Linked DNA regions of Homo sapiens: region 2 is linked to region 1. A link is an interaction called in ENCODE POLR2A ChIA-PET data of the cell type or tissue named here. Cell type or tissue: A673. All regions are shown on one strand. Each heading gives the region's core, and the rest is flanking DNA. Links, peaks and the distances in the headings are about the cores only. Region 1 holds the start of TMEM221 (transmembrane protein 221). Region 2 overlaps PLVAP (plasmalemma vesicle associated protein).

Region 1 (15,650 bases), core at 3,274-11,273:
GCTTCAGCCTCCCAAGTAGCTGGGATTACTGGCATGCGTCACCATGCCCATCTAATTTTTGTATTTTTAGTAGAGACAGGGTTTCACCAAGTTGGCCAGGCTGGTCTTGAACTCCTGACCTCGTGATCTGCCCACCGTGGCCTCCCAAAGTGCTGGGATTACAGGCATGAGCCACTGCGCCGGCCTTGCTTTATTTTTGTGTGTGTGGGAGGGAGCATGGTGGCACACCCCTGTAATCCCAGCTACTGGGTGGCTGTGGTAGAATTGTTTGAGCCTGGGAGTTCGAGACCAGCCTGGGCAATATAGCAAAACACCATCTCTACAAAAATAAAAAATACAAAGATTAACCAGGTGTGGTGGTGCATGCCTGCAGTCCCAGCTACTCTGGATGCTGAGTCAGGAGGATCACTTGAGCCCAGGAGTTTGAGGCTGCAATGAGCTATGATCACAACACTGCATTCCAGCCTGGGTGATAGAGCAAACCCCTCTCTTTAAAAAAAAAAAAAAAATTAAAAATGTGTTGAGGTGAAAAATCACATTAACATAAAATTAACCATTTAGAAGTATACAATTCAGGCCAGGCGTGGTGGCTCACGCCTGTAGCACTTTGAGGGGCCAAGGTGGATGGATCATTTGAGGTCAGGAGTTCGAGACCAGCTGGCCAACATGGTAAATCACCATCTCTACTAAAAATGTAAAAACTATCCAGGCATGATGGCCCTTGCCTGTAGTCCCAGCTACTTGGGAGGCTGAGGCAGGAGAATCACTTAAAACAGGGAGGCGGAGGTTGCAGTGAGCCAAGATCGCGCCACTGCACTCCAGCCTAGGCGACAGAGTGAGACTCTGTCTCAAAAGCAAACAAACAAAAAATGTAAAAACTAGCCGGGCATGGTGGCCCTTTCCTGTAGTCCCAGTTACTTGGGAGGCTGAGGCAGGAAAATCGCTTGAACCCGGGAGACGGAGGTGGCAATGAGCCAAGATTGGGCCATTGCACTGCAGCCTGGGCCACAAGAGCAAAACTCCATCTCAAAAAAATTTTAAAAAGGCCAGGAGCAGTGGCTCACACCTGTAATTCCAGCACTTTGGGAGGCCGAGGCAGGGGATCACTTGAGGTCAGGAGTTCGAGACCAGCCTGGCCAACATGGTGAACCCGTCTCTACTAAACATATAAAAATTAGCCAGGCATGGTGGTGGGTGCCTGTAATCCCAGCTACTCAGGAGGCTGAGGCCGGAGAATCGCTTGAACTTGGGAGACGGAGGTTGCAGTGAGCCGAGATTGTGCCACTGCACTCCAGCCTGGGAGACAGAGCAAGACTCTGTCTCAAACCAAAACCAAAACCAAACAAAACTAACTGGTGGAGCATGCGTCCCAGCCTGGGGACTACAAGGGGCATGGCCTGGCTCTCACTTTTGCCCTTCCTTCCCCCGACCCAAGTCCCACCCATGGGCCTGGGCTTGGCCACGCAGCACAATTGAACATTGAGTAACACACAGATAGTGAATATCAGAGTTTACTTGTGGGTTGTGCAAGACAGGAGACCTTTGGAGACCCCTCTGTTATTTCCTTGAGCCCCAGAAACTACCCATGCCTACACCCCAAAAGCAGCAGCAGCATGAGAACGATTAACACACATTGAGGACCTATTGTGTGGGGGTCCCCGGAATGCCTCACATGAAGTCATGTGTCTTGTCAGAGCCCTTGGAGACAGGGCCACTTCGTGTCCCCATATTACAGATGAGGAAACTGAGGCACAAAGCAGCTAAGCCCTCAGCCATGGGTCCACAGCCAGGAACCTGGGTCCAGCTCTCCAGCCGTGCCCCTGGCCCTGGGCTGCTCCAAGCTTGGCACACATGGATTTGAAATGTTCACAGCCCGAGGGGGTGCAGTGGATTTTGCAGAGTCTGAGACTTGCACATCAGCAGCATGGAGATTATGGGGTTCAGGTGAGAATCCTGGCTCTGGTGCTCAGTCCTGGCCGTGGGCCCCCTGGTGAGTCACTGCCTCTCTTGGGGCCTCCGTTTCCTCATCTGTGAAATGGATGGAGACACTTAGAGAATCACTGCCTAAGCCCCCCGCTCCCCTTATGCCTGTAACAGAATCTCATCCATCTGGACAGCCACATTTCCCAGCCTCCCCTGCAGCAAGGTATGGCCATTTCGCTCTGTTCTGGCCAGTGGGATATAAAAAGAAGGGTTTCGAGGCTTCCTGGGAAGACTTCCAGGAGACACCTAGCCAGCGCTGGCCTCTGACTTTCCCTCAGAATGAGGAGGTGAAGGCTGGAGCTCTGGCAATTATTTTGTGCCACGAGGCAACCTTGAGGACAAAAGCCAAGGATGCAATAAAATGAGAGAAAAATCAAGTCCTACTGCTACTGCAGCTGAACCCGAACCTATCTCTATGGTATCCTTTTCTTACACCAGGTCTCTATTCCTCATCCCTGGGCTCACACCAGTGTGGAGTCCTTCCCCATGCTCCCTGGTCTGTGGCCCAGCATTCGACGCATCTCGTGCGTAACCCCGTCCCAGTGCCCCAGGCCAGCCGACAGTGTCCGGTGCATTCTGGATGCAGGCAGGCTGCTCTCCCAGCCTCCCTCCAGGGCTGCAGGTGCTGTGGCAGTGGCCATGGACCCAAAGGGGTCCCCAGGCTCTGGACAGGTTGAATAGGGGGTCCGACGATGGATACCCTGCTGAGGCTGAGCTCTGGGGCTGGCCTTGGAGACTTCGGCAGGGCGGGCGAGGTCGTCTTCAAAGGATGGCGGGGACAACTCATGGAGCCCACGGCGGGCAGCCCGGGCAGCCCGGAGGAGAGTGTGGGTCAGCACAGCCACCAGAACCAGGGTGCCCGAGCCGAGGATGGAAGCAGCTGCTGCGCCTGTCTCGATCTCGAAAAGTAGCAAGGCATAGATGGACAGTGCTAGGGAAGGAAACGACTCTCATTTATTCAGTCAACAAACATTTGCCCTCCAAGCCCTCAGGGAGTTCTTGCACACAGGGAGAAATTACGAAAAGCCCTGCCACATGACAGGCACATAGAATAGGCATTTAATCCTCCCACATCCCACTCGTGCATCATCATCACATCCATTTTACAGAGAAGAAAGCTGGGGCCCAGAGAGGTTAGGGGACTCCTCAAAGCCACACAGCCAGGAAGTGACAGAGGTGGGATTTTAACCCAGGCTGGTGGGCTCCAGAGTCTGTGCTCTGAAGCACAGTGCTGCCTCCGAAGGAGACAACAGAAAGAGACTAATTTCAGCAGCTGTGGGCCAGGGCTTCCCTGAGGAGGAGCTATTTGAGCTGAGACCCTGGGGAAGAAGCAGCAGTTTTTGGGAGAGCTGAGGAGGATGACAGCTGCAGGGACATGGCAAGTGCAGAGGTCCTGAGGTGGAAACACCCAAGAGTGTCCGAGGCTCAGAAAAAAGCAAAACGGGTTCTGGCCGGGCTCAGTGGCTCACGCCTATAATCCTAACACTTTGGGAGGCTGAGGCAGGTGGATCACTTGAGGTCAGGAGTTTGAAACCAGCCTGTGCAACATGGTAAAACCCTGTCTCTACAAAAAATACAAAAATTAGCTGGGCATCGTGGCGGGCGCCTGTAATCCCAGCTCCTCAGGAGGCTGAAGCAGGAGAATTGCTTGAGCCTGGGAGATGGAGGCTGCAGTGAGCCGAGATCGCACCACTGCACTCCAGCCTGGGTGACAGAGTGAGACTCAGTCTGAACAAAAAGAAAAGAAAAAAGAAAAATGGGTTGTGTAGCTGGAGCAGAAAGGTGGAGAGGTGGGGGAGAGATGGAGGAGTTAAGGAAGGAGTGGATGTTGGGGACCAGATGAGGGTGGGGGCCACAGAAAGGGGTGTGGGTCTTCTCCTTCTTCTCCTTCTTCTTCTTTTTCTTCTTGTTCTTGTTCTTGTTCTTCTTTTTTTTTTTTTGAGACAGGGTCTTGCTCTGTCACCCAGGTTGGAAGGCAGTGGCTCGGCTACAGCTCACTGCTGCCTCAACCTCCCCAGGCTCAGGTGATTCTCCCACCTCAGCCTCCTGAGTAGGTGGGACTACAGGTGCATGCCACCATGCCTGGCTAATTTTTTTTTTTTTTTTTTTTGAGACAGAATCTTGCTCTGTCACCCAGGCTGGAGCACAGTGGTGTGACCTCTGTTCACTGCAACCTCTGCTTCCCGGGTTCAAGCGATTCTCATGCCTCAGCCTCCCAAGTAGCTGGGATTATAGGCACCCACCACCACGCCAGCTAATTTTTGTATTTTTAGTAGAGACAGGGTTTCACTATGTTGGCCAGGCTGGTCTTGAACTCCTGACCTCAGGTGATCCGCCCACCTTGGCCTTCCAAACTGCTGGGATTACAGGCATGAGCCACTGGGCCCAGCCTGATTTTTGTATTTTTAGTAGAAACGGGGTTTCGCCTTGTTGCCCAGGCTGGTCTCCAATTCCTGAGCGCAAGTGGTCCTCTAGCCTTGGCCTGCCAAGAGGGCTGGGATTACAGGCGTGAGCCACTGTGTCCTACCGGGTTTTCTTCTAAGAGCAATGAGTAGGGGGATTTTGGAGCTGGGGAGGAACAGGACCTACCTGCTCTATCTTTTTTTTTTTTTTTTTTTGAGACTGAGTTTTGCTCTTGTTGCCGAGGCTGGAGTGCAGTGGCACAATCTCAGCTCACTGCAACCTCTGCCTCTCGGGTTCAAGCAATTCTCCTGCCTCAGCCTCTTGAGTAGCTGGGATTATAGGCATGCACCACCATGCCTGGCTAATTTTGTATTTTTAGTAGAGACAGGGGTTTCACCATGTTGGTCAGGCTGGTCTCGAACTCCTGACCTCAGGTGATCCACCTGCCTCGGCCTCCCAAAGTGCTGGGATTACAGGCATTAGCCACTGCGCCCGACACCTGCTCTATCTCTTAAGAAGCCTCCCTTGCCGGGCACGGTGGCTCACACCTGTAATCCCAGCACTTTGGGAGGCCGACGTGGGCGGATCACAAGGTCAGGAGATCGAGACCATCCTGGCTAACACGGTGAAACCTCATCTCTGCTAAAAATACAAAAAATTAGCCGATCGTGGTGGCGGGCGCCTGCAGTCCCAGCTATTCAGGAGGCTGAGGCAGGAGAATGGCGTGAACCTGGGAGGCGGAGCTTGCAGCGAGCCGAGATCACGCCACTGCACTCCAGCCTGGGTGACAGAGCGAGACTCCATCTCAAAAAAAAAAAAAAAGCCTCCCTGTTGGTGGAATACCCATATGAGGGAATATGATGCAGCATGTAAGGAATGAGGCACCGCTCCATTCTACAATGTGGATGAACCAGGAAAACATCGTTCTGAGTGAGAGAAGCCAGATGCAAATAGCCACAGAGTGTGAGGTGTCATTGATCTGAAATGTCCAGAACAGGCAAATCCTGGCCGGGCGCAGTGGCTCATGCTTGTAATCCCAGCACTTTGGGAGGCCGAGGTGGGTGGATCACCTGAAGTCAGGTGTTGGAGACCAGCCTGGCCAACATGGTGAAACCCTGTCTCTACCAAAAATATAAAAAGTAGCCAGGTGTGGTGGCACGTGCCTGTAATCCCAGCTACTTGGGAGGCTGAGGCAGGAGAATCGCTTGAATCTGGGAGGTGGAGATTGCAGTGAGCCGAGATCGCGCCGCTACCCTCTACCCTGGGCAACAGAGCAAGACGCTGTCTCGAGAAAAAAGAAAAAAAAAAAAATACAAGCAAATCCATAGAGACAGACAGTAGATTAGTGGCTTCCAGGGATGAGGAAGGGGCAATGGGGAGTGATTGCTAATGGAGACAGGGTTTCCTGTTGGGTGATGAAAATATTCTGGAACCAGATAGTAGCGATCGTTGCCTAAGACCGTGAATGTGCTCAATCCCACTGAACTGTTCACTTTAAAGTGGGTAACGGCTGGGCGAGGTGGCTCACACCTGTAATCCCAGCACTTTTGGAAGCCGAGGTGAGAGGTTGCTTGAGGCCAGGAGTTCGACGCCAGCTCAGGTGACATAGGGAGACCAGTCCCTACAAAAAATAAGAAACTATCGAGGAATGGCAGTGCTTGCCTACGGTCCCAGCTAGCTGCGGGGCTGAGGCAGAAGAATTGCTTGAGCCTAGGACATGGAGGCTGCAGTGAGCTATGATCACACCACTGCACTCCAGCCTGGGTGACACAGCGAGACCCTGTCTCAAAAAATGGAAATAAAATACACTGGTTAAAATGGTATTTTTTTTTTTTTTTTTTTTTTGAGATGGAATCTCGCTCTGTCACCCAGGCTGGAGTGCAGTGGCGCAATCTCGGCTCACTGCAAGCTCTGCCTCCCGGGTTCACGCCATTCTCCTGCCTCAGCCTCCCGAGTAGCTGGGACTACAGCCGCCCGCCACCACACCCGGCTAATTTTTGTATTTTTAGTAGAGATGGGGTTTCACCTTGTTAGCCAGGATGGTCTCGATCTCCTGACCTCGTGATCTGCCCGCCTCGGTCTCCCAAAGTGCTGGGATTACAGGCGTGAGCCACCGCGTCCGGCCTAAAATGGTAATGTTTTTGTTATGTGTACTTTGCCACAGTGAAACTGCAACTTAACTGGGTATGGTGGTGTACACCTGTAGTCCCAGCTACATGGATTGGGAGACTGAGGCAGGAGGATTGCTTGAGCCAGGAGTTCAAGTCCAGCCTGGGCTACATAGCAAGACCCTGTCTCTAAACAAACAAAACCAGAAACACCCCCAGCAACTCAGCTCTCAGGGTCCTGCATCTCTGTCTGTCTCTGCCTGGGGTGGGGGTGAGGGTCAAGGTGGAGGAGCCAGCCTCTGCTCTCTACTCTCTGGTGCCCACAGGTTTGCCACGCCCCAGGCTTGGGGGGCATTGAGAGATTCACAACCCCTCTCTGGCCTCAGTTAGCCAATGTGAATAAGAAGGGACCTTGAGGGACCGGGCGTGGTGGCTCACGCCAGTAACCCCAGCACTTTGGGAGGCCGAAGTGGGCGGATCACTTGAGGCCAGGAGTTTGAGACCAGCCTGGCCAACATGATGAAACCCCGTCTCTGCTAAAAATACAAAAATTAGCTGGGCGTGCTGGTGGGCTCCTGTAATCCCAGGTACTTGGGAGGCTGAGGGAGGAGAATCGCTTGAATCTGGGAGGTGGTGGTTGCAGTGAGCTGGGATCACTCTACTGCACTTCAGCCTGGGCAACAGAGCAAGACTCCATCTCAGAGAAAAAAAAAAAAAAAAAAGAAGGGACTTTGAGGACCTGAGCTAGCTAGCCCTCCATCAGCCTCTCCAGCATACAGTTGGCACCATTCTTAGTGGTGGTGCATCGTAGGACGTTTAGCAGCTTTTACCCACTAGATGTCAGTAGCATCCCACCCTCAACTCTGTGGCGACCACCAAAAATGTCTCCAGGCAGTGACAAAAGTTCCTCTGAGGCCAGAATCAGTCTCAGTGGAGAATCCCTGGTTTGGTCCCTATCTCTACACTGCAGAGTGGATTTGGGATCACTAAGCCACTTTGGCATCAATGATGTCCTCATTGGACCAAGCTCAGCCAATCAGAGCATTAATTGCTTCCCCTGATGTTAGTGATTGGTGGAGGAATATTACATGGCCCAAGCTCAGCCTATCAGAGTCAGCCCTGAGACTTTAGCCTGGGCTACTGGGACAGATAGATTTTCCTGCAGCGTCTAGGGTATTGGTAGGAGAGGGGCCCAGAACACATGGGGGACTTTTTTTTTTGGCACTTTCCAGGCTGTTTATACGCGTTCTCTGGCTCTGTACTATTGCTTTGGAAGATATCACACTGCATGATGTCCCACATGTGAAAGCAAGGCCAAGGACTTTTTTTTTTTTTTTGGCTGGAAACATTTTGAAAGGGATTTTGTAATTATTCTTTTAGTTCTAGCTAGCGATGAATGGATGATTGGTTGGATGTGCTTGGGAATTCTTGCTGAATGAGGTCACCTAGCCTCAAAAACAATCTAAATGGGAGGTGAATGAATTCTCAATTTTACGCTTAGTGAGGCTGACATAATGTTACCTTTTTTTTCCTTTTGTAATTGTTCTTGTATTTTAGAATGAGGATATCTTATTCCCTAGGTCTTTAATATTTCTGTTGGCCTGTGCAAAGACTCAAGGCTCCAGGCATCGTGTCAAAAGTGCTTACAGATAGAGGCATCTTTCTCAGAGAGAAGCCCATTCAGGGAACAGCAGATGAACAGGTGAAGTGACAAGCATTTCTGTTTCTTTTTTCTTTTATTATTATTATTATTATCAACAACATCATTTTTGAGACAGAGTCTCACTCTGTCACCCAGGCTGTGCAATGGCACAATCTCGGCTCACTGCAACCTCCGCCCCCTGGGTTCAAGCGATCCTCCTGCCTTCAGCCTCCTGAGTAGCTGGGTCTACAGGCATGAACCACCATGCCTGGCTAATTTCTTTCTTTTCTTTCTTTTTTTTTTTTTTTTAGATGGCATCTCACTCTGTCGCCCAGGCTGGAGTGCAGTGGCATGATCTTGGCTCAGTGCAACCTCTGCCTCCCAGGTTCAAACAATTCTCCTGCCTCAGCCTCTGGAGTAGCTGGGATTACAGGGGTATGCCACAATGTTTGGCTAATTTTTGTATACTTAGTAGAGATGGAGTTTCACCATGTTGCCCAGGCTGGTCTCAAACTCCACCTCAAGTGATCCACTCGCCTCGGCCTCCCAAAGTGCTGGGATTACAGGTGTGAGCAACCACACCCGGCTGAGAGGCATTTCTGATAACCTAATTTGAGTGCCTGGATCCAGCCACACCTGAAGCCAACTTCCCCTGACAATTTCAGATGCACAAGTCATCCATCCCTTCTCCTTTTTTTAAAAAAAAAACTACTTCTGGAGCATTTCATTAAGTCAAACAACAAAAGTTATGCAGTGTTCCGTGCACTTCACATATATAAATTCCCACAGTGAGCCTTAGGCTCACATCTCATTAAAAATATTTTGAGGGCCTGGCGTGGTGGCTCAGGGCCGGGCGTGGTGGCTCACGCCTGTAATCCCAGCACTTTGGGAGGCCGAGGTTGGTGGATCACCTGAGGTCAGGAGATCGTAGACCATCCTGGCTAACACGGTGAAACCCCGTCTCTACTAAAAATACAAAAAATTAGCTGGGCGTGGTGGTGGGCACCTGTAGTCCCAGCTACTCAGGAGGCTGAGGAAGAAGAGTGGCATGAACCCAGGAGGCGGAGCTTGCAGTGAGCCGAGATCACACCACTGCACTCCAGCCTGGGCGACAGAGCGAGACTCCGCATCAAAAAAAATTTTTTTAATATATCTTTTTAAACATTTATTTATTTATTTATTTATTTATTTATTGAGATGAAGTTTCAGTCTGTCACCCAGGCTGGAGTGCAGTTGCACGATCTTGGCTCTCTGAAACCTCCACCTCTCAGGTTCAAGTGATTCTCCCACCTCAGTCTCCCGAGTAGCTGGGATTACAGGCAGCTGCCACCAGGCCCAGCTAATTTTTTTGAATTTTTAATGGTGGGGTGGGGGGGCGGTTTCAGCATATTGGCCAGGCTGGTCTTGAACTCCTACCCTCAAGTGATTCACCCACTTTGGCCTCCCAAAGTGCTGGGATTATAGGCATGAGCCACCGCGCCCGGCCTAAATATCTTTTTAAATTTCTATTTTCTGTGGTGGGACTATGAAAAAAAAACAGTAATAGCAAATCCTGTTTTTCATTCAGTAGGATATTTTTTCTTCCTGTAAAACAGATTGTTTACAGGGCTGGCAGGGACTTATATATGATTCAGCATTGAGTCCGCAGCATCATCAACACATTTGTTTCAAGATTAAAACCAAATATAAGGCGTTAGGAGTCTCTTGAAAGACACTTAATGATTTCATTCCTTTACCAGCCCGGATGGATGAAAGAAAGTTGATTGAAGAAAAGTTATTACAAATCAGGAAGGAAGGACAGTGTGATGCGTTCCAGCATCTGGGGTATCCTTTTTTTTTTTTTTCTCAAGCCATTTTTGAGCTGGAGATTGATATTTGTAACCAAAACAGCTTTCACTCATTCCAACCTGTAAAATGCTATCTTTTTTTTTTTTTTTTTTTTTTTTTTTGAGACGGGGTTTTGCCCTTGTTGCCCAGGCTGGAGTGCAGTGGCACGATCTTGGCTCACTGCAACCTCTGCCCCCTGGTTCAAGTGATTCCCCTGCCTCAGCCTCCTGAGTGGCTGATATTATAGGCGCCCACCACCATGCCCGGCTAATTTTTTTGTATTTTTAGTAGAGATGGGGTTTCACCATGTTGGCCAGGCTGGTATCAAACTCCTGACCTCAGGTGATCCACCAGCCTCGGCCCCTCAAAGTGCTGGGATTACAGGCGTGAGCCACTGCGCCTGGCCAAAATGCTATCTTTAGACACCACGCAGGCCATGAAAATTTTTGTTCAAACAAATTATAAAACTGATGAATCAGAAGTGTTCTGATGACAGCTAGCATTTGTGGAGTCCCTGCTGGAGTCAGATGCCATCCACGGGCTTTTTTTTTTTTTTTTTTTTAATGAGATAGGGTCTCGCTGTATCACCCAGGCTGGAGTGCAGTGCAGTGGGGTGATCATGGCTCACTGCAGCCTCAACCTTCGGGCTCAAGTGATCCTCCCACCTTAGCCTCCCGAGGAGCTGGGACTACAGGTGTGTACCACCACACCAAGTCTATATATAGATATATAATATATAAATATAAATATATTATATAAATATATATTAATATAAACATATAAATATAAATATATATTTATATATTTAATAAATATATATTATATATATATATAGTTTTTTTTTTTTTTGTAGAGATGGGGTTTTGTTATGTTGCCCAGGCTGGTCTCAAACTCCTGGCCTCAAGCAATCCTCCTACCTCAGTCTCCCATATTGCTGGGATTACAGATGTGAGCTACTATGCCTGGTCCTATGGGCTTTCATGAGGATTAAATCTCAGAATCTCCTCAAGTGATTCTGTGAGGTAATGACAGTTATTCCCATTGTACTGATGAGGAAATCAAGGCACAGAGAGACTTTGCCCAAGGCACCAAAGCAAAGAAGTGTCAGAGCCTGGAGTTGAACTCAAGGAGGCTGTCTGCAGAGTTGATCCCAGTTAGGGGACCATTGCTGCTCTCTACCCAGCCCAGGGTCCCATGCCCCACGTTCTATTCCAGCACACACCTGCTAAATAGACGGAGATCCCACAGCAGAAAAGGCCAAGGGCCACATGTCTGAGGAGGCGGCAGTCGTAGAGAAACCAGTCAGACCTGGAATGAAGGGGAGCAGGAAGATAAAGGGTTCAGGAAGTGGAGCTGGTGGGGGGAGGTCAGTGAGGACAGGGAGGGAGAGCCGCTTAAATGAGACAAGGACCCAGCTTTCAGGGACCCAAAATCTATGTGAGTACCTAACCATCATCCATCTACTTGCCCACCCATTTACATCCATTTACTTATCCACTCTCCATCTATCCATCAATTCATCCATCAGCTCATGTATCCATCAGCCCATCCATCCATCTATCCACCCATTTATCCATTCATCCATTCATCCATTTATCCACCCATTCACCCATTTGTCCACTCATCCATCCATCCACCCATCCATCCATATGCCCATTCATCCATCCACCCACTTACCCATCCATCCATCCATCCATTTATCCATTCATCCATTCATCCACCCATTCATCCATCTGTCCACTTATCCATCCACCCATCCATCCATCCATACTTCCACTCATCCATCCATCCACTTATCCATCCATCCATTCACTTATCCATCCATCAAACCAGTCATCCATCCACTCATTCATTCATCCATCCACTTATCAATTCATTCATCCATCCACTTATCCATCCATCGGCCCCACCCATTCATCCATCCATACAATCATTTAGATATCCACCATCCACTATCTGATATCTATCCATTTATCTATGCTCCATCCATCCACACATCCATTTTTCCAAGTCAGTGTCCACCATCCATTTACCATTCATATTCATTGATTATTTGACCAGCACTCATATACAGCCTTCCATCCATTTAACCATGTGCTATTCATCCATCCATCCATTCATTTAAACACCCTCTGCTATCCTATCTATCCATCCCTCACCCACCCATCCACTGGTCATCCATCTTCCATTCACTATCCATCCACCCCTCATCCATCCATCCATCCATCTATCCATCCATCCATTCATCCTTCCTTACTTCGATCCATCCACCATCCATTCTCTTTCCCCTATAACCCATCTATATGCATGAGTCCACTCAAACACTCAACACTCAGGATGCAGCTACTATGTGCAGATACTTGCTACACACCTGGCTTCCATTATTTTACAGACTACAAGCTTCTTTGAGAGATGAGGAAACTGAGTTTCACATGCTGTTATTGATGATACAAACCGCGACCCCAAGAGGTGAGACTGATTGAGGAGGAAGTGGAGGCTATAAGAGCTTCCATCCTCACTCAGCTCCCACCAGTATAATGAAAGTGGACGCCTTCCCCATCTTCCTGTCGCCTTCCCTCCTGTCCCCTTTTCAGCACAGTGGCTAGAGGTGGTCATTCAAAACCTAAATCAGATCACCTTCCTCCTTACTCACAACCCTCCTTAGCAGAAGAAATCCCAAAGTCCTATCTCCTCTCTATCCCATCTCTCTGTTTCCTTTCCTTCTCAGCACTCATTACCATCTGCTATTATTATTATTATTAGAGATGAGGTCTCACTATGTTGCCCAAACTAGAGTGCAGTGGTTATTCATAAGCATGATCATGGCTCACTGCAGCCTTGACCTCCTGGGCTCAAGGGATCCTCTTGCCTCAGCCTCTTAAGTGTATGGGACTACAGGCATGCACCACCACACCTAGCTAATTATTATTTTTTCTTTTTGTAGAGGCAAGGTCTTGCTATATTACCCAGGCTGGTCTCAAATTCCTGGCCTCCCAGCACTTTGGGAGGCCAAGGTGGGTGGGTCATTTGAGGTCAGGAGTTCAAGACCAGCCTGGCCAACATGGTGAAACCCCGCCTCTACTAAAAATACAAAAATTAGCTGGGTATGGTGGTGGGCACCTGTAATCCCAGCTACTCGGGAGGCTAAGGTGGGAGAATCGCTTGAACCCAAGAGGTGGAGGCTGCAGTGAACCGAGATAGCGCCACTGCACTCCAGCCTGGGTGACAGAGCAAGACTCTGTCTCAAAAAAAAAAAAAGAAAAAAAAATTCCTGGCCTCAAATGATCCTCCTGCCTCTGCCTCCCAAAGGGCTGGGATTGCAGGTGTGAACCACCATGCCTTGTCCTTGTTATGTTTCCTTATTTTCTGTGACCCCATGAGAGCAGGTCTGGGTCCACTTGGTCCCCGCTGTCTCTGATGCCCTGAGCCAGATCCATTCCCCTGCAGGCAGGCACCCAACAGATGTTTGCTGACCCGTGGGACCCATGCATTTCATTGTCCCTTGGGTGGAAGGTGCATGGTCTGGATAGGATCTACCTCAATGGTGGGAGTTCTCATCTGCTCAATTTCACAGAATTCTGGACTAGAATTTGGGCTCCTCTCCCCCGACATTCTGGAGAGAAACACTACCATGTGGGACAGCGGAGTCCTCAGCTCAAGGAGGGTTCCTCCTTCCACAACCACTGCCCCTGATAGGGGTCCCTCAATGACCACATCCCTGACTGAGTTCAGGTCCCTGAGGAAGGAACTCAATTTCAGACCAGGACACAGGCTCTGGCTGGCTCTACCCAGAACCAAGTTCAAGTCCAGCACTGTCCCGCCTCCCACCCACTTCCAAGCCAGACAGCCTGAGAGCTCAGCCTCCCCTGTTTGAGATCCAGGCAAGCTGATCCTGGACCCTCTTTGAGCCTCAGTTTCCTCATCTGCAAAATGCGAGACACAGCAGTGGTTGCACCTGCTGCAAAATTGAACAAATATAGAATGGAGGGAGGGAAGGAGGGAGGAGGAGAGGAAAGGAGGGAGGCAGAGAGACATGGAGTGGTGGGGAGAGGGAAGTGGGGAGGGAAGCTGTCCCCCCAGCCTGAGGCCAAAAGAGGGGAAGAGGCTCAACCAGGCTCACCCAGCCCCCAGCCGGGCCTCCGAGGCGGTGAGGCCAGTCCTCCTACCTCCTGGGGCCAGGCCCCCGCGCCAGCTCGGCGCCCAGGTGGCCACAGAGCGCGGCGAGCAGCAAGCAGGTGAACCCCAGCACGAGCACCAGCGCGGCCAGCGCGGCGGCCAGCGGCAGCAGCGTCCCGGCCGCGTCCTCTGGCAGCCCGGGGCCGGCGCCCAGCTCCTGGCCCAGCCCCTCGGCGCGCAGCCCCCGCAGCTCGGCGCGGCCCGCCTGCAGCTGAAACAGCAGCTGCGCGCCCAGCGCCGCCAGCACGGCCGCCGCGATGCCCAGCAGGGTCATTGCAGCCAGCACCCGGCCGCCGTAAGAACGGGCCATGGCGGGGGTTCCTGCGGGCCGGGGGAAGAGTTGAGGAATTGAAGTGGTTTTAGAGGGCAGGGGAGTTGGGGGGAATCCGAGGGTCCTCAGGGGGTCCCCGAGGGGGCGGGGCCGCAGGGAGTGTCTGAAAGTTCGGGGACTGGGCTGGGGGTCGCCAGACGGACGGGGGCTCCGGGGTGCTGGTCGCAGCCGGGACGCCGAATCTCCGCGAAAACTTGGGACAAAGTCTTTTCTCCTCCCTCCCGGGGCCCCGCGGGCGCCCCCTCTTGGTCCGCTGGGCCTGGCGGGGCGGGGCCTGGCACCGGGCGCAGGGCGGGGAGGCCCCACTAGGGACTGGATCGCGGGAACCCCACAGCTCGCTAAGTTCAGAAAAGGGCACCACCCCGCCCCCTGCCGCCCTAAGCATCGATTGTATTGTGGTTTAAAACAAGAAAAAGGAGGCCGGGGGCGGTGGCTCTCGCCTGTAATCCCAGCACCTTGGGAGGCCGAGGCGGGCGGATCACAAGGTCAAGAGTTCCAGACCAGCCTGGCCAATATGGTGAAACCCCGTCTCTACTAAAAATACAAAAATTAGCCGGGCGTGGTGGCCGGAGCCTGTAATCCCAGCTACTCGGGAGGCTGATGCAGGAGAATTGCTTGAACCCAGGAGGCGGAGGTTTCAGTGAGCTGAGATTACGCCATTGCACTGCAGCCTGGGCGACAGAGCGAGACTCCGTCTCAAAATTAATTAATTAATTAATTAAAAAATAAAAAATAAAGAGAAAGGAGGCCGGGCGCGGTGGCTCTCGCTTGTAATCTCAGCACTTTAGGAGTCCGAGGTGGGCGGATCACTTGAGGTCAGGAGTTCAAGACCAGCCTGGCCAACATGGTGAAACCCCCGTCTCTACTAAAAAAAAAAAAAAAAAAAAAAATTAGCCCGGCGTAGTGGTGCATGGCCTGTAATCCTAGCTACTCGGGAGGCTGAGGTTGGAGGAATGCTTGAATCAGGGAGGCGGAGGTTGCAGTGAGCCGAGATTGCACCACTGCACACTCCAGCCTGGCTGACAGAGTAAGACTCCATCAAAAAAAAAAAAAAAAAAAAAGAGAGAGAGAGAGAAAGGGCTGGGTGAGGTGGTTCACAACTGTAATCCCAGCACTTTGGGAGGCTGAGGCAGGAGGATGGCTTAAGCCCAGGAGTTTGAGACCAGCCTGGGCAACATAG
Region 2 (15,379 bases), core at 1-8,000, 92 kb before region 1:
TTTTGCCCAGGGTGGAGTGGCATGATCTCAGCTCACTGGCAACCTCTGCCTCCCAGGTTCAAGCGACTCTCCTGCCTCAGCCTCCCGAGTAGCTGGGACTATAGGCGTGTGCCACCACGCCTGGCTAATTTTTGTATTTTTAGTAGAGACGGGTTTCACCATGTTGGCCAGGCTGGTCTCAAATGCCTGGGATTACAGGCGTGAGCCACCGTGCCCAGCCTTTTTTTTTTTTTTCTTTAAGTAAAGATGGGGGTCTTGCTGTGTTGCCCAGGCTGGTCTCAAACTCTTGGCCTCTGGTGATCCTGAGACCTCAGCCTCCCAAAGTGCTGGGATCACATGTGTGAGCCACCGTGCCTGGCCTGATGGCTTCTTTGAAGCTCATAAAGAGGAGAAGTGACCTAGTCAGGCAACTTAAAGTGGGCTGCCTGGCAGAGGTGATGAGTGTTGAGATCTGAATGGTGAGGATGTCAGATGGAGGAGTCTGGGGAGGGCACCCCAGGCAGAGGGCACTGAATATGCAAATCCCTTCATATGCATATCCCACTGACACATATTTCACTGGATTACATATCCCACTGATTCAGGAACTTCGCGGTGTGTTCAAGGAATAGTGAGATGGTCAGGTTTTTTTGTTGGTTTGTTTGCTTTTTTTTTTTTTTTTTTTTTGAGACAGGGTCTTGCTCTGTCGCCCAGGCTGGAGTGCGGTGGCGTGATTGTGGCTCACTGCAACCTCCGCCTTCCAGGTTCAAGCAATTCTCCTGCCTCAGCCTCCCAAGTAGCTGGGATTACAGGCATGTGCCACCACGCCCGACCTTTTTTTTTTTTTTTTTTTTTTTTGACAAGGCCTCTCCCTTTCACCCAGGCTGGACTGCAGTGGCTCGATCATGGCTCACTGTAGCTTCCATCTTCTGGGCTCAAGTGATCCTCCCACCTCAGCCTCCTGAATAGCTAGGACTACAGGCATGCGCCACCACGCCCAGCTAATTTTTAAATTTCTTTTAGAGATGGGTTCTCACTATGTTGCCCAAGCTGGTTTTAAGCTTTTGGGCTCAGGCAATCTTCCTGCCTTGGCTTCCCAAGGTGCTGGGATTACAGGTGTGAGCTACTATGCCTGGCCCTTTTTTTGGGGGGGGGTTGGGGTGGGGTCTCACTCTGTCACCCAGGCTGGAATGCAGTGGTACAATCATGGCTCACTGTAATCTTCAACCTCCTGGGCTCAGTTGATCCTTCCACCTCGGCCTCCTGAATAGCTAGGACCACAACCACCATGCCCGGCTAATTTTTAAATTTTTTTCATGGAGACAGGATCTTGCTATGTTGCCCAGGTTGGTCTCAAACTCCTGACCTCAAGTGATCTGTCCGCCTCAGCCTCCCAAAGTGTTGGGATTACAGGCGAGAGCCACCGCGCCCGGCCAGAGGTGGTCAGAGTGGCTGGAGCAGAGGAAAGGAGGAGAAAGAGGAGGGAGACCATTGGAGAAGGGATGGATGGAGGGGTCTGATAGGCAGAGGTTCGTCTGAGATTCTTCGGGGAGCCTGACGTGGCGGGGACCGACCAGCAGAGGGCGCGTCGCGCTAAGTGAGGCGGTCCCCAGCAATCCTCCCATCAGCGCTCCCGGTGCCCCACCCTCAGCGGATCTAGGCCTTCCGCATTCACCTGGTGGCATGTGAATGGTTAACTTCCCCTGACTGGGGTGGAAACTGAGTCTCGAAGAGAATCAGGATCTTTTCTGGAATCAGAAAAAGATCTCCACCTCCAGTGGTTGAATATACAAACTCTGATTTCAGTGGACACAGAGCCTGGGAGGCATCCGCGGCAGAGAGAGGGCACGAAAAGGGCCTAAGGAGGCCCGCAGAGTTTCTGACCACCCAACTGAAGGAGACCTCAGGGCCGGGCGCGGTGGCTCACGCCTGTAATCCCAGCACTTTGGGAGGCCAAGGTGGGTGGATCACCTGAGGTCAGGAGACCAGCCTGGCCAACGTAGTGAAACCCCGTCTCTACTAAAAATACAAAAATTAGCCGGGCGTGCTGGTGCATATCTGTAATCCTAGCTATTCGGGAGGCTGAGGCAGGAGAATCATTTGAACCTGGGAGGCGGAGGTTGCAGTGAGCCAAGATGGCGCCACTACACTCTAGCCTGGGAAACAGAGTGAGACTCCATCTCACATTAAAAAAAAAAAAAAAAGAAAAAGATCTCCACCTCCAGTGGTTGAAGATAGAAACTCTCTGGTTTCAGGGGACACAGAGCCTGGGAGACATCCCGGGCAGACAGAGGGCATGACAAGGGCCAAAGGAGGCCACCAGAGTTTCCCAACCACCCAACTAGAGGAGACCCAGGCCTGATTTTATTTACAGGGTTCCTGGCAGTATGTCACTATTTGTTCATTTCCTTGCTTGTTCAACCAAATCAACAAATTGGGGCTGGAGGGGCGGTGGCCAGAGTGGAAAGGGTCACACCATGAGCTGAGTCCACAGATGTTACTATTGGCCCCATCAGGAAACCAAACCGATGCCCAGAGAAGAAAAGCAATAATGTAGATCTGGGCGTGAGGGGTGGGCTTGAAGTGGGGAGGGTCCTGAAGGCTCCCAGGAGGGGTGAGCTGGGCCTGTGCCTGGGTGGGATTGGAGATGCTCTTTGGACAGGATGCTGGGGCCCCGCCTGCCTTCCCTGGGGCCCTGGCACACAGCTGGCCTGAGGTCCTTGGCTACAATCCTTTTTTTCCAAGAAGGGTGAGGTGGTTTGTGGGAAGCAGCCATGGGGGTTATTTATAGAGGCTGCAGGAAATCCCCAAAGAGTCTGAGACTCGCCAGGCGGTTGGACCTCAGGGTCAGGAAGGGGGCCTGATCGGCCAATTGCTCGACCCCCACCCCCTGTATTCAGCCCCCACCCGGTTCCTGAGGAGTCACCAGCCTGGGACAGTCAGAGCTTTAGGGTCAGAGCTGGAAAGAGGGAGGGATGAGGCTGGGAGAGAGGTTTCCAAAAGGGGAAGCAAGGGCTATATCTGGGACTTCAAGAAAGGCTGCCTGGAGGAGGGGGTCTCTGGAGCTGGGCTTCAGAGGTAGAAGGGTTCGTTAGACATGAAAAAGACTTTCTAATCCAAGGGCACAGCACAAATTAATGAATGTTGAGTCTTTTACAAAGAATTAAAAAGTCCAGGATAGGAGGAGGCAAAAGGGGAGTCACAGATGTGCTAAGGAGTTAGACTTTGTTCTAAGGGTAATAGGGAGCCATGGAGAGTGTGTGAGCAGGAGAGGGACTTGGACAGAGTCTGTAATGGAAAGACTCCTCTGGACCAGCACAGGAGCCATACCAGAGGCAGCAGCTGAGGTGCAAGTGTACAGGGGCTGAGCCAGGGCCAGGTCACTGGGATCGGTTAGAGGGATGATGGCTCCTGGAATGCTCTGGAAGGCAAAACAGACAAAGGACCAGAGGCCTGTGCCCATGTGTCTGGAGAGTTTAGAATTATTACTATTATTATTTTAGAGACAGGGTCTTGCTCTGTCGCCCCGGCTGGAGTACAGTGGTGCAATCCTAGCTCACTGCAGCCTCCAACTCCTGGACTCAAGTGATTCTCCTGCCTCAGCCCCCCAGGTAGCTGGGACTAAAGGTACGCACCACCATGCCCAGCTAATTTTTAAATTTTTGCTAGACATAGGGTCTTGCTAAATTTCTCAGGCTGGTCTCAAACTCCTGGACTCAAGCGATCCTCCTATCTCGATCCCCCAAAGCGCTGAGATAATAGCCATGAGCCACCGTGCCCAGCCCTAATACAACTTTATTTATAAAAACAATGCCTGACCTTAGAGTTATTATTATTACACCCAATGCTTGGATGAGAAAATGGAGGCTAGGATTGACTGAGCCAAGATTCAAACCCAGGGATGTTTGGCTCTGAAATCCTAAATCAGGTCTTCTGGGATGGTTAGGACTGGCTGGCATCAATGTCTCCCCCTAAGGACTCTGGGCTGTCTGGCAGTAGGCTTAGGGGCAGGGATGTCCCCGCTTCCTTGGGGCCTCCAGCTCAGCCCGTCTGGGCGGTCTGGCCAGGCTGACCCCCCTACTCTGTCTTGGCAGAGCCCCAGCTGAGCGCTTCCTGCGGTGACCATCTCTCGCCCTTGTTTCCGTATCCCGGAAATATCGTTCCTTTGTCCCTCCAGACTAGCCTGCCCTAAGCGTGGCGCTGCCAGCTCCCAGGTCCTTGTGACTCATCCGTCCCAGTCCAGGACCCCAGGGGATGGGCTGGGAGGGAATTGAGGGATTGAGAGGATGGGAGGTGTTGGGGGAGGAGACAAGCTGAGATCCTAGCCAGTGATTTCTTTCTTTCTTTCTTTCTTTCTTTCTTTCTTTCTTTCTCTCTCTCTCTCTCTCTCTCTCTCTCTCTCTCTCTCTCTCTCTCTCTCTCTCTCTCTCTCTCTCTCTTTCTTTCTTTCTTTCTTTTTTTTGAGATGCAGTCTCGCTCTGTCGCCCAGGCTGGAGTGCAGTGGCGCGATCTCGGCTCACTGCAACCTCTGCCTCTTGGGTTCAAGCGATTCTCCTGCTTCAGCCTCCTAAGTAGCTGGGACTACAGGCATGCACCATCACGCCTGGCCAATTTTTTTGTATTTTTAGCAGAGATGGGATTTCACCACGTTGGTCAGACTGGTCTCGAACTCCTGATCTCAAATGATCTGCCCGCCTCAGCCTCCCGAAGTGCTGGGATTACAGGCATGAGCAACCATGCCCGGCCCTAGACAGCGATTTTAAGGCTGTTTTTCCTGATGGCCATTGGCTTTATGTCCTGAAGTTTTTACTTGTTAGAGATAAAGCCCCAGGGATGGGGTTACAGAGTCAAAGTTTTGTGCATTCATTCATTTGAGACAGGGTCTTGCTCTGTCACCCAAGTTGATGCATAGTGGTGGAATCAGAGCCCACTGCAGCCTTCAGCTCCTGAGCTCAAGCAATTCTCCCACCTCAGCCTCCCAAGTAGCTGGCACTACAAGAACGCACCATCACACCTGGTTTTCTTTAAATTTTTTGTAGAGACGAGGTCTCGCTATGTTGCCCAGGCTGACCTCGAATTCTGGCGCTCAAGCGATCCTCCTACCTAGGGCTCTCAAAGTGCTGAGATTACAGGAATGTGCCATTGCACCCAGCCTGATTTTATTACGTTTCACTAAACTAGTTTCTGGAAGGGCTATTACAGGACTTGAATTTCTACCAGTCTTGTAGGAAAAGGACCTTTTTTCTACACCTTTACTTGCAGTAGGTGTTGGGTGTTATGACCTTGAAAAGACATTTTCCCAGTCTGCTGGGTGCAATGTGATTTCCCTGTGTTCTTTCGATTTGCTTTTCCCTGACTACTGGCTAATTTAGTGATAGCAGTGAGCCAAAGTGTCTTTAAACTGGACACTGGTACCTTTTCTGGAGAATTCTTTGCAAACCTAGAACTTTCTTTCTCTTTTTTCTTTCTTTTTTTTTTTTTTTTTTTGAGACAGGGTCTTGCTTTGTTGCCCAGGCTGGAGTGCGGTGGCGTGATCTCGGCTCACTGCAACCTCCGCCTCCTAGGGTTCAAGAGGTCCTCGTGCCTCAGCCTCCCGAGTAGCTGGGATTACAGACGCACACCACTACGCCTGGCTTTGTGTTTTTTTGTAGAGATGGGGTTTTGCCATGTTGGCCAAGTTGGTCTTAAACTCCTGGCCTCAGGTGATCCACTCACCTCAGCCTCCCAAAGTGCTGGGATTATAGGGACTACAGGCGTGTGCCACCATGCCTGGCTAATTTTTAAAATCTTTTGTAAAGACAAGTTCTCACTATATTGCCACAACTGGTCTTGAAATCCTGGGCTCAAGCAATTCTCTCACCTCTGCCTCCAGATTAGCTGGGTCCACAGGTGCACATCACCATGCTTGGATAATTTTTAAGGTTTTTGTAGAGACAGTGTCTTGCTATGTTGCCCAGGCTGTTCTTGAACTCCTGAGCTCAAGCGATCCTCCAGCCTCAGCCTCCCAAAATGCTGGGATTACAGATGTGAGACATCTTTCTTGGCCTGCTGTTTAAAGGAAACACTAAATTTAACAGCATTGCCGTCATGATGCTGTGCCTTGTAGCCACTGCATTAAACCCTCTTTGGCTATGACTCTGCTATTTCCCTTTGTGTATAGAGATGCCTGTGCCTTGGGGGCTGCTGGTGTCCCCCAACGTTTGTTCCAGGTTGAAGGGTCTTGTGGCCTGGAGGAGTTGGGGAGGAGGTTCCCTGGCTTTCATCTTCTTTCCAGTCTTTTCTCCTTCATAGCCATGTGGTACTTTTGTTGTTGTTGTTGTTGTTGTGTTGTGTTTTGTTTTGTTTTTTGCTCTGTTGCCCAGGCTAGGGTGCAGTGGCTCGATCTTGGCTCACTGCAGCCTCCACCTCCCGGGTTCAAGAGATTCTCCTCCTTCAGCCTCCCGAGTAGCTGGGATTACAGGCGTGCATCACCACGCCCAGCTAATTTTTGTATTTTAAGTAGAGATGTGGTTTCACCATGTTGGCTAGGCTGGTCTCGAACTCCTGACCTCAAGTGATCCTCCCGCCTTGGCCTCCCAAAGTGTTGGGATTACAGGCGTGAGCCAGCATGCCCAGAAACCATGTGGTACCTTTAAAAGCAGAAATCACGCTTCTGGAGTCTTTGAAGGATTTACTAATATTTATTAAGTGCCACCAACATTTCAACGGGCCACAGGCAGGGCTGGGAGTTGGGGGAGAAGGAGTGGCTCCCCTCCCGACAACAGGTGACCCTCACCCCCGGCTCAGGGCCCCGAGGGGGTCCTGGAAACACTCACGCTCAAGGAGCGGAGGTGAATGGCTTCCTGTTCTCACCTCCGGGTCCAGGCACTGGGGGTGAGGAAGTGGCTGGGAGGCCAGGAGGCTGGAGGAGGGGAGGTGCTGGGGCCCAGGGCTGTGCGGGAGGGGATGGGATCCTGTGGGTACCTTGGCCCGTGTGCCAGGGTCGGGGGAACGTGACACTAGGTGAGAATTGGGTAGAAAGTGTGTGTGAAAGGGCATGCGTGCATGTGATGTTGGTGCCATATCTATAGGTGTCGTTGTCATGGTGTGTGTTGTCACTGTGTCTGTGTGTGACATCATCACCGTCTGTGTGATGCCATCGCCGCGTCTGTGTGACATTAATATGTGTGACGTCGACATGGCCCGTGACGTCGTTGCTGCATCTCGGTGTGACGTCATGCCAAGTTCCCCATGTCTGTGTGCGACGTGCTGCATCTGCACGACGCCATCGCTATATCTCTTCGTGACGTCTACATGGCCACGTGACGCCATCACCACGGTGATATGTGACGTCAGCGCCGTTGCTTGCGTGACGTCATCTCCGCGGCCGTGTGCTCTGGGTGAGGGATCGTGAGGCGCGGGTGCGGGTGTGAGAGGGTACTAGGGGTTTGCATGCAGGGAGTTGTCTGATGGTGGCCCTGGGTGGTTGGGGGCGGCGGGAGGGGGTTGTGTCGGGCGCTGTGAGCATATCCCTGCATCCTCCGCAAACCGCCGAGTCGGGCCATCCCTTGGTCCTCAGGCCTGGAGCCTCCTCAGCCACTAGGGCAGGAAGGGGATGGTAACACAACAGAGTGTCAGACAGAGGGAAGGGCAAACCTCGCCGGGCCCTGGAGGCTCGTCCTCAGCGGGGACACAACATCCTGGGGACCCCGGCCCTGCCTCCTACCACCCTGGGCCCCTACTTCTTCCTCAGAACCCCAGGGCTCCTTCGGGTTCAGCCTCTCCATGAGACGCTCATGTGTTGAACCTCCCCAGGATGGTGAATGGTGAGACTGAGGTGTGTTCTTCCCCATTATACAGATGAAGAGACTGAGATTCAGAGTGGCCACACTTCACGAGCCCCAAGCCTCTGCTACAGCTTGTTTGACTCTCCCCAGTGCCTCCCAACATTCTGGGGATACTGAGAATTTACCCCAAAGCCTCTGCTCCCCCAGACCCCTACACTGGTTCCCAAGGCAAGGCTTCGGTCTCCCTCTTTTGCCTGCTCCTGCTCACATGTCCTCCATGGCTCCCCAGTGCCCTCAGGAGAAAGTCCAAACCTTACAACGTGGCATTCAGGGCTCCACCCCTCTGCCCCTGCCAGGCCTCCCCATCAGGGACTCCTGCTGTGCCAAAGACCCAACAATTCCAAGAGCCATCACACTGCTTCCGCACCCTCCGGCCCCACCGCCTTTGCACGATCGGAGTTGTCTTGCTATCTGGGATGCCCTCCCCCTCCTGGGCCTGGCAGAGGTTCCTGCGAGGGGTCAGGGGTTGGCTTAGAGCCTGTTTCCTGCTGGGGGAGGAGGGGGCTGTGGCTAAGTCCCGCTTCCGCTGGTCCTCTCCCTTCCTTCCCCGGCTCTTCCCTGGGGCCCGAGTGGCCTCACGTTCCTTGGTTGGCTCTGGGCCCTGGCCCTGGCCCCAGACTCCATCCTCAACCAGCATTTACCCAGCTCTTGTCCCTGCTGCCAGCCTGCAAGGCTCCATCTTTGCTTGAACTGGGTCAATGCACATCCCTCTGTCCTGGTCCCCAGCTCTTTGTCCCGTAGTCTGTTCCCCAACAGTGACCAGAGGAACTTGTGGATGCTTGAACTGGGTCATGCACATCCCCCGTCTGCTCAGGTCCTCACAGCAGCCACAGGCAGGGCTTGATCAGCTCCCATCACTTCCCTGCCCTCACCTCCTCCTCCCGTTCCCCTCCATCACTCCACTCCAGCCACACCGGCCTCTTCCCTCAAACACACAAGGCACGGTCCCACCTTGGGGCCTTTGCCCTGGCTGTGTCCTCTGTCTGGTGCACCCTTCCTGGGATCCCCCCATGGCTCCTCCCTCACCTCCTCTGGGTCTCTGCTTCAATATCACCTCCTCGGTGTAGCCTGCCCTGTCTCTGGTAGAAAGTTCCAACCTTCTTACGCTTCCTGCCCCTTTCTCTGTCTCGCCCATCACCAAAGGACCCTTGAGTGACCCGTTCATCTAATTTATTATCCATCTCTCCCACTAGACTGTGAGCCCCATGAGGGCAGCGGGTTTCTGTGCCTTGTTCCCAGCACCCAGCACCATGCCCGGTTACCAGCAGCTGCTCAATAAATACGGCTCGAATGGACACACGAATCATCAGAGGCGTTAACAGTGAACTTGAACAACATTAACCACGTGTCCAGCTCAGAGCCAGGGCTGGACTCCCATCTTAAGCCCATACGGCCGGGCGCGGTGGCTCATGCCTGTAATCCCAGCACTTTGGGAGGCCGAGGTGGAGGGATCATTTGAGGCTAGGAGTTCAAAACCAGCCTGGCCAATGTGGTGAAAACTCATTTCTACTATAAATACAAAAGTTAGCCGGGCCTGGTGATGCATGTCTGTAATCCCAGCTACTTGGGAGGCTGAGGCATGAGAATTGCTTGAACCCAGGAGGTGGGAGTTGCAGTGAGCCAAGATCACACCACTGCACTGCAGCCTGGGCAACACAGCAAGACTCTCTCAAAAAATAAAAAAGATTAAGAAAATAATGCCAGGCGCAGTGGCTCATACCTGTAATCCTAGCACTTTGGGAGACGGAGGTGGGCGGATCACCTGAGGTCAGGAGTTTAAGACCAGCCTGGCCAACATGGCGAAACGCCGTCTCTACTAAAAATACAAAAATTAGCCGGGTGTGGTGGTGCATGCCTTTAATCCCAGCTACTCGGGAGGCTGAAGTAGGAGAATCACTTGAACCTGGGAGGCAGAGGTTACAGTGAGCCGAGATGGCACCATTGCACTCCAGCCTGGAAAACAGAGCGAGACTCTGTCTCAAAAAAAAAAAAAAAAAAAGGGCCGGGCGCTGTGACTCACACCTGTAATCCCAGCACTTTGGGAGGCCGAGGCAGGCGGATCACGAGATGAGGAGATCGAGACCATCCTGGCTAACACAGTGAAACCCCGCCTCTACTAAAAATACAAAAAATTAACCGGGCGTGGTGGTGGCCACCTGTAGTCCCAGCTACTCAGGAGGCTGAGGCAGGAGAATGGCGTGAACCCGGGAGGCAGAGCTTGCAGTGAGCCGAGATCGTGCCACTGCACTCCAGCCTGGGTGACAGAGCAAGACTCCGTCTCAAAAAAAAAAAAAAATTAAAATTAAAAATAAAAATAAAATCTTGGCCAGGTGTGGTGGCCCAGCCTGTAATCCTCGCACTTTAGGAGGCTGAGGCGGGCAGATCACCTGAGATCAGGAGTTCAAGACCAGCCTAGTAAACATGGTGAAACGCCATCTCTACTAAAAATACAAAAAAAATCACCCAGGCTGGTGGCGGGCACCTGTAATCCCAGCTACTCGGGAGGCTGAGGCAGGAGAATTGCTTGAACCTGGGAGGTGGAGGTTGCAGTGAGCTGAGATCACACCAGTGTACTCCAGCGTGGGTGGCAGAGTGAGACTCCATCTCAAAATAATAATAATAATAATAATAATAATAATAATAATAAAATAAATAATAAAATCTTTTTTAAAAAAAGCTCTTCCCATTGCAATTTTTGCCATATTCAGCCACATAGCTCCTGGACCAAGATTTACTTAATATTTGCCATTTAAAAAACGTTTTAGAGGCAGGGTCTTCCTCTGTCACCCAGGTTGGAGTGCAGTGGCGTGATCATAGCTCACTGCAGCCTTGAACTCCTCGGCTCAAGCAGTCCTCCTGCCTCAGCCTCCCAAGTAGCTGGGACTACAGGTGCATGCCATCATGCCTGGTTAATTTTTTTTTTTTTTTTTGAGACAGTGTCTCGCTCTGTAGCCCAGGCTGGAGTGCAGTGGTGCAATCTCAGCTCACTGCAACCTCCACCTCCCAGGTCCTGGTTCAAGCAATTCTCCTGCCTTAGCCTCCCGAGTAGCTGGGATTACAGGCACACTCCACCATGTCCAGTTAATTTTTTGTATTTTTAGTAGAGACAGGGTATCACCATGTTGGCCATGCTGGTCTTGAACTCTTAACCTCATGATCTGCCCGCCTCAGCCTCCCAAAGTTCTGGGATTACAGGTGTGAGCCAACATACCCAGCCATTACTGTCTTTATATCGTTTTTAAAGAAACTTACATTGATTTCCAAAGACACTCAGTCTCTACTTCTTTTTTTGTTTGTTTTTGTTTTTGCTCTGCCTCATGTGATCTGCAGGAAGGGACACTCAGTCTCATCAAGTAAAGGAAAGCTGGCGCACACATCACCAACAGAAAATGACTTTAAAATTTTCCATAGGCCGGGCACCATGGCTCATGCCTGTAATCCCAGAACTTTGGGAGGCCAAGGCGGGCGGACTGCCTGAGGTCAGGAGTTCGAGACCAGCCTGGCTAATGTGGTGAAACCCTGTCTCTACTAAAAAATACAAAAAATAACCGGGCATGCTGGCACGTGCCTGTAATCCCAGCTACTCGGGAGGCTGAGGCATGAGAATCGCTTGAACCCGGGAGACAGAGGTTTCAGTGAGCAGAGATTGCGCCACTGCACTCCAGCCCAGCGACAGAGTGAGACTCCATCTAAAAAGAAAAAGAAAGATTTTTTTTCCATAAGAGCAAGACCTCACGCCGAAGCCCAGCTGATGTGGGGCCCTGCGTCGGCCATCGATTTGGGAACACGGGAGATGCGCAAGTGTCTGGAAGCCGTTAGAGCAAGTTAATACCAGCTAAGGCTTTGTCTATTTTATTTTTTTAAACTAAACACTATATTAATGAGAATTTTATTTTTTCTCTCTTAGAGACGAGGACTTGCTATGTTGCCCAGGCTGGACTTGAACTCCTAGACTCAAGCAATTCATCCTCCTCAGCCTCCCAAAGTGCTGGGATTACAGGCGTGAGCCACTTTGTCCCACTAAACTGAGATTTTATCAAGGCTTAGAAGGAATAAGAGTGGGTCGGGTGTGATGGCTCACGCCTGTAATCCCAGCACTGTGGGAGGCTGAGGTGGGTGGATCACCTGAGGTCGGGAGTTCGAGACCAGCCTGACCAACATGGTGAAACCCCGTCTCTACTAAAAAAACAAAATTAGCCGGGCGTGATGGCGCATGCCTGTAATCCCAGCTGCTTGGGAGGCTGAGGCAGGAGAATCACTTGAACCCAGGAGGTGGAGGTTGCGGTGAGCTGAGATCGGGCCATTGCACTCCAGCCTGGGCAACGAGAGAGAAACTCCGTCTCAAAAACAAAAAAACAAAAGAAGAAGAAGTAAGAGTGGAGGCCGGAGGGGGTGGCTTATACCTCTAATCCCAGCACTTTGGGAGGCCAAGGAGGGCGGATCACTTGAGGCCAGGAGTTTGAGACCAGCATGGCCAACATGGTGAAACCCCAAAATTTTTACAAATTTTGTAGAAAAAGATACAAAAATTAGCCAGGTGTGGTGGTACACTCCTGTAATCCCAGCTACTCAGGAGGCTGAGGCAGGACAATTGCTTAACCCAGGAGACGGAGGTTGCAGTGAGCTGTGATTGCGCCACTGCACTCCTGCCTAGGAGACAGAGTGAGAGTCCATCTCAAAAAAAAGAAAAAGGAGTGGAAAAGGAAAAATCAACTCTCCCGATGCATGAGGTGGGTGATTTAATGCTGAGTCTTGTCCCAGCACCTCATTAGGTGCATCTAAAATTCTAGTGACTCAGCTACTTGGGAGGCCGAGGCAGGAAGATCACTTGAGGCCAGGAGTTCAAATCCAGCCTGGGCAACATAGCAAGACCCCTGTCTCTACAAAAAAATAACAATTTAGCTAGGCATGGTGGAGTGTACCTGTAGGCTCAACCACTGGGGAGGCTGAGGCAGGAAGATTGTTTGAGCCCAGGAGTTCGAGGCTGCAGTGAGCTATGATCGTGCCACTGCACTCCAGCCTGGGTGACAGAGCAAGACCCTGTCTCGAAAAAAATAATGATTAAAAAAATAAAATTCCAGTGACTCTCCCCAAGTTGCCCAGTTAACCCAGAGCAGACAGCCCCAGCCCACTTGCCCCCGGCCTCTCTCAGGGGAAGGCGAGTCAAGGGCAGAAGCCAGCAGGCCAGAAGCCCTTCCTGCGACCGTGAGGAGAGAAGCAGGCAAGGTCCAGGCTTAAGTACACATTGTTTTCTCGGCAGGTGGACGTCATTTCGGGGTAAACAATGTCAAGAGCTTCCCTGGTTCTCAGCCGAGGCCCTGACAGTCCTGGGCTGGGAGCCCGGGCCTGGCCCTGATTCTCCACTGTGTGACCCCAGGCTGCTCACTTCCCTGGGGCCTCAGTTTCCTCCTCTGAGAAGTGGGGATAATAATAGAACCTCCTTCCTTGCCATGAGGGCTTTCGGCCAAGATGGAGAGAGGAAAATTGTGTTTGCTTGGAGCGGGGAATCTCCTCCTCACCTTTTTGTTTCCCTCCCTGTGGGCTGCTCAGGGCTGAGAACTTTCTCCCAGACAGAGCCATCTAGAGCAAAGGGGTTGAGAGACAGCTTGGCGAGGGAGTGAGCTCCCTGTTGGAGAGGGTATGCAAGAAGGAAAAAAAAAAAAAAGAAGAAGAGGTGGAAATGGAGCTGGACATGATGCATCCTGGGGAGTTGGCGGCAAAGCTTTCGGAAATCTACTTGGCCAGAAATCCCATATTAGCCCTCTGAGGCTGCAACAGACCCAGAATGACAATAGCTCCGTGGCAAAATGGTCATAGGCACAGTGGTTGGGGTCAAAGGGATCTGACTTAAAGTTCTGGTGCCTTCCTGAGCCTCGGGTCCTAAACTGCAAACAGCAATGCCAGGCCCTGACTCCTCCGTCAGTGGTGTAGCAGGACCCCAGAGAGAGCACAGGCTATTCTTGGGGCGGTGGCCTGAGTCACCATCCCTGTGACGCACAGGCCACCCTCTGAGAAGTGACTGACTCTGGGAGGAGGCAGGGGGCACAGGCAGCAAGCCATGACCTGAGCGTGTGCCAGGAGCCCTTGCTGCTTCCTACAGAGGCCCCTAGTCCCTTGCTCCGGTCATTTTTGGATGGCACCTTGCAATTAGCAAAGCATTTCCAGGCCCTTGACTTCAGAGACTATCTTTTTTTTTTTTCCAAGACAGGATCTCACTCTGTCTCCCAGGCTGGAGTGCAGGGATGCGATCTTGGCTCTCTGCAGCCTCCACCTCCTGGACTCGGGCGATCTTCCCACCTCAGGCTCCTGAGTAGCTCGGACTACAGGTGCGCACCACCACACCTGGGTAATTTTTGTATTTTTTGTACAGAGGGGGTTTTGCTATGTTGCCCAGACTGGTCTTGAACTCCTGGGCTCAAGCAATCCTCTCACCTCGGCCTCCCAAAGTGCTGGGATTACAGGTGTGAGCCACAGTGCCTAGCTGAGACTCTTTTTTATTTATTATTTTTATTTTTATTTTTTGTTGCCCAGGCTGGAGTGTAGTGGCTCAATCTTGGCTCACTGCAACCTCCACCTCCCGGGTTCAAGTGATTCTCCTGCCTCAGCCTCCGGAGTAGCTGGGATTACAGGTGCCCACCACCACACCCGGCTAATTTTTGTATTTTTTTTTTTTTTTTAGTAGAGACAGGGTTTCACCATGTTGGCCAAGCTAGTTTTGAACTCCTGAGCTCAAGTGATCCGCCCGCTTCAGCCTCCCAAAGTGCTGGGATTACAGGCGTGAGCCACTGCAACCAGCCTCTCTTTTTTTGAGACAGAGTCTTGCTCTGTTCCCAGGCTGGAGTGCAATGGTGTCATCTCGGCTCACTGCAACCTCTGCCTCCCGGGTTCAAGTGATTCTCCTGCCTCAGTCTCCCAAGCAGCTGGGACTACAGGCGCATACCACCACGCCCAGCTACTTTTTGTATTTTTAGTAGAGATGGGGTTTCACCATGTTGGCCAGATGGTCTTGATCTCTTGACCTCATGATCCGCCCACCTCGGCCTGGGATTACAGGCGTAAGCCACCGTACCCGGCCTCTTTTTTTTTTTTTTTTTCTGACACAGTCTCACTCTGTCGTCCAGGCTGGAGTGCAGTGGCATGATCTCGGCTCACTGCAACCTCCGCCTCCCAGGTTCAAGCAATTCTCCTGCCTCAGCCTCCTGAGTAGCTGGGATTCCAAGCATGAGCCACTGTGCCCAGCTGAGACTCATTTTCTAGAAAGTAAAGGTCAGGATTCATTCCTGGATGCCACTCCCCCTTCTCTCCCTCTGCTCATTACCTTCCCTCACCCCCGTCCAGCCTCCAGGCCTTTGGCCTGGCTGTTCCTGCTGCCTAGAACACTGTTCCCCCTGCTTTCCCTGAGGCCAGCTCCTCATGCTCCAGCTCTTCCTCACCAAGGCTCTCTCTTGCCTGTTTGGGGTCCGATGGCCTGGGTTCATGTCCCAGCTCTGCTGTGCTCCCTGGGGTACAGGGCATGCCCTCTCTGTGCCTCACTCTCCTCATCTGGAAAGTGGGTAGAATAGTGGTTTGCCCTA

What was found. Peaks named below come from ENCODE experiments on the same cell type or tissue, not always from the same donor. Only the 100,000 strongest peaks of a DNase experiment are listed, where the experiment ranks them.
Region 2: POLR2A ChIA-PET joins it to region 1 with 6 read pairs; 4 of 35 experiments call an interaction of 5 or more read pairs at or near these places.

Annotation. Positions count from the first base shown.
Region 1 is chr19:17,434,014-17,449,663 of GRCh38, forward strand. It overlaps TMEM221 (transmembrane protein 221), which reads right to left and starts at 14,655. Exons shown (of 3, transcript NM_001190844.2): 1 at 14,130-14,655; 2 at 11,186-11,271; 3 at 1,496-2,914. The coding sequence starts at 14,449. The coding sequence ends at 2,445. RefSeq lists silencers at 7,307-7,356, 14,669-14,788. In A673, for the core only: a CTCF peak has its summit at 7,322 (motif pointing right); a DNase peak (open chromatin) is centred at 7,448.
Region 2 is chr19:17,344,812-17,360,190 of GRCh38, forward strand. PLVAP (plasmalemma vesicle associated protein) reads right to left here. Exons shown (of 6, transcript NM_031310.3): 6 at 6,644-7,557. The coding sequence ends at 7,551. Among named protein-coding and RNA genes, the nearest start is that of GTPBP3, 15 kb to the left of the region's middle. RefSeq lists enhancers at 1,280-2,241, 4,023-4,527. In A673, for the core only: a CTCF peak has its summit at 1,540 (motif pointing right); DNase peaks (open chromatin) are centred at 1,590 and 4,200.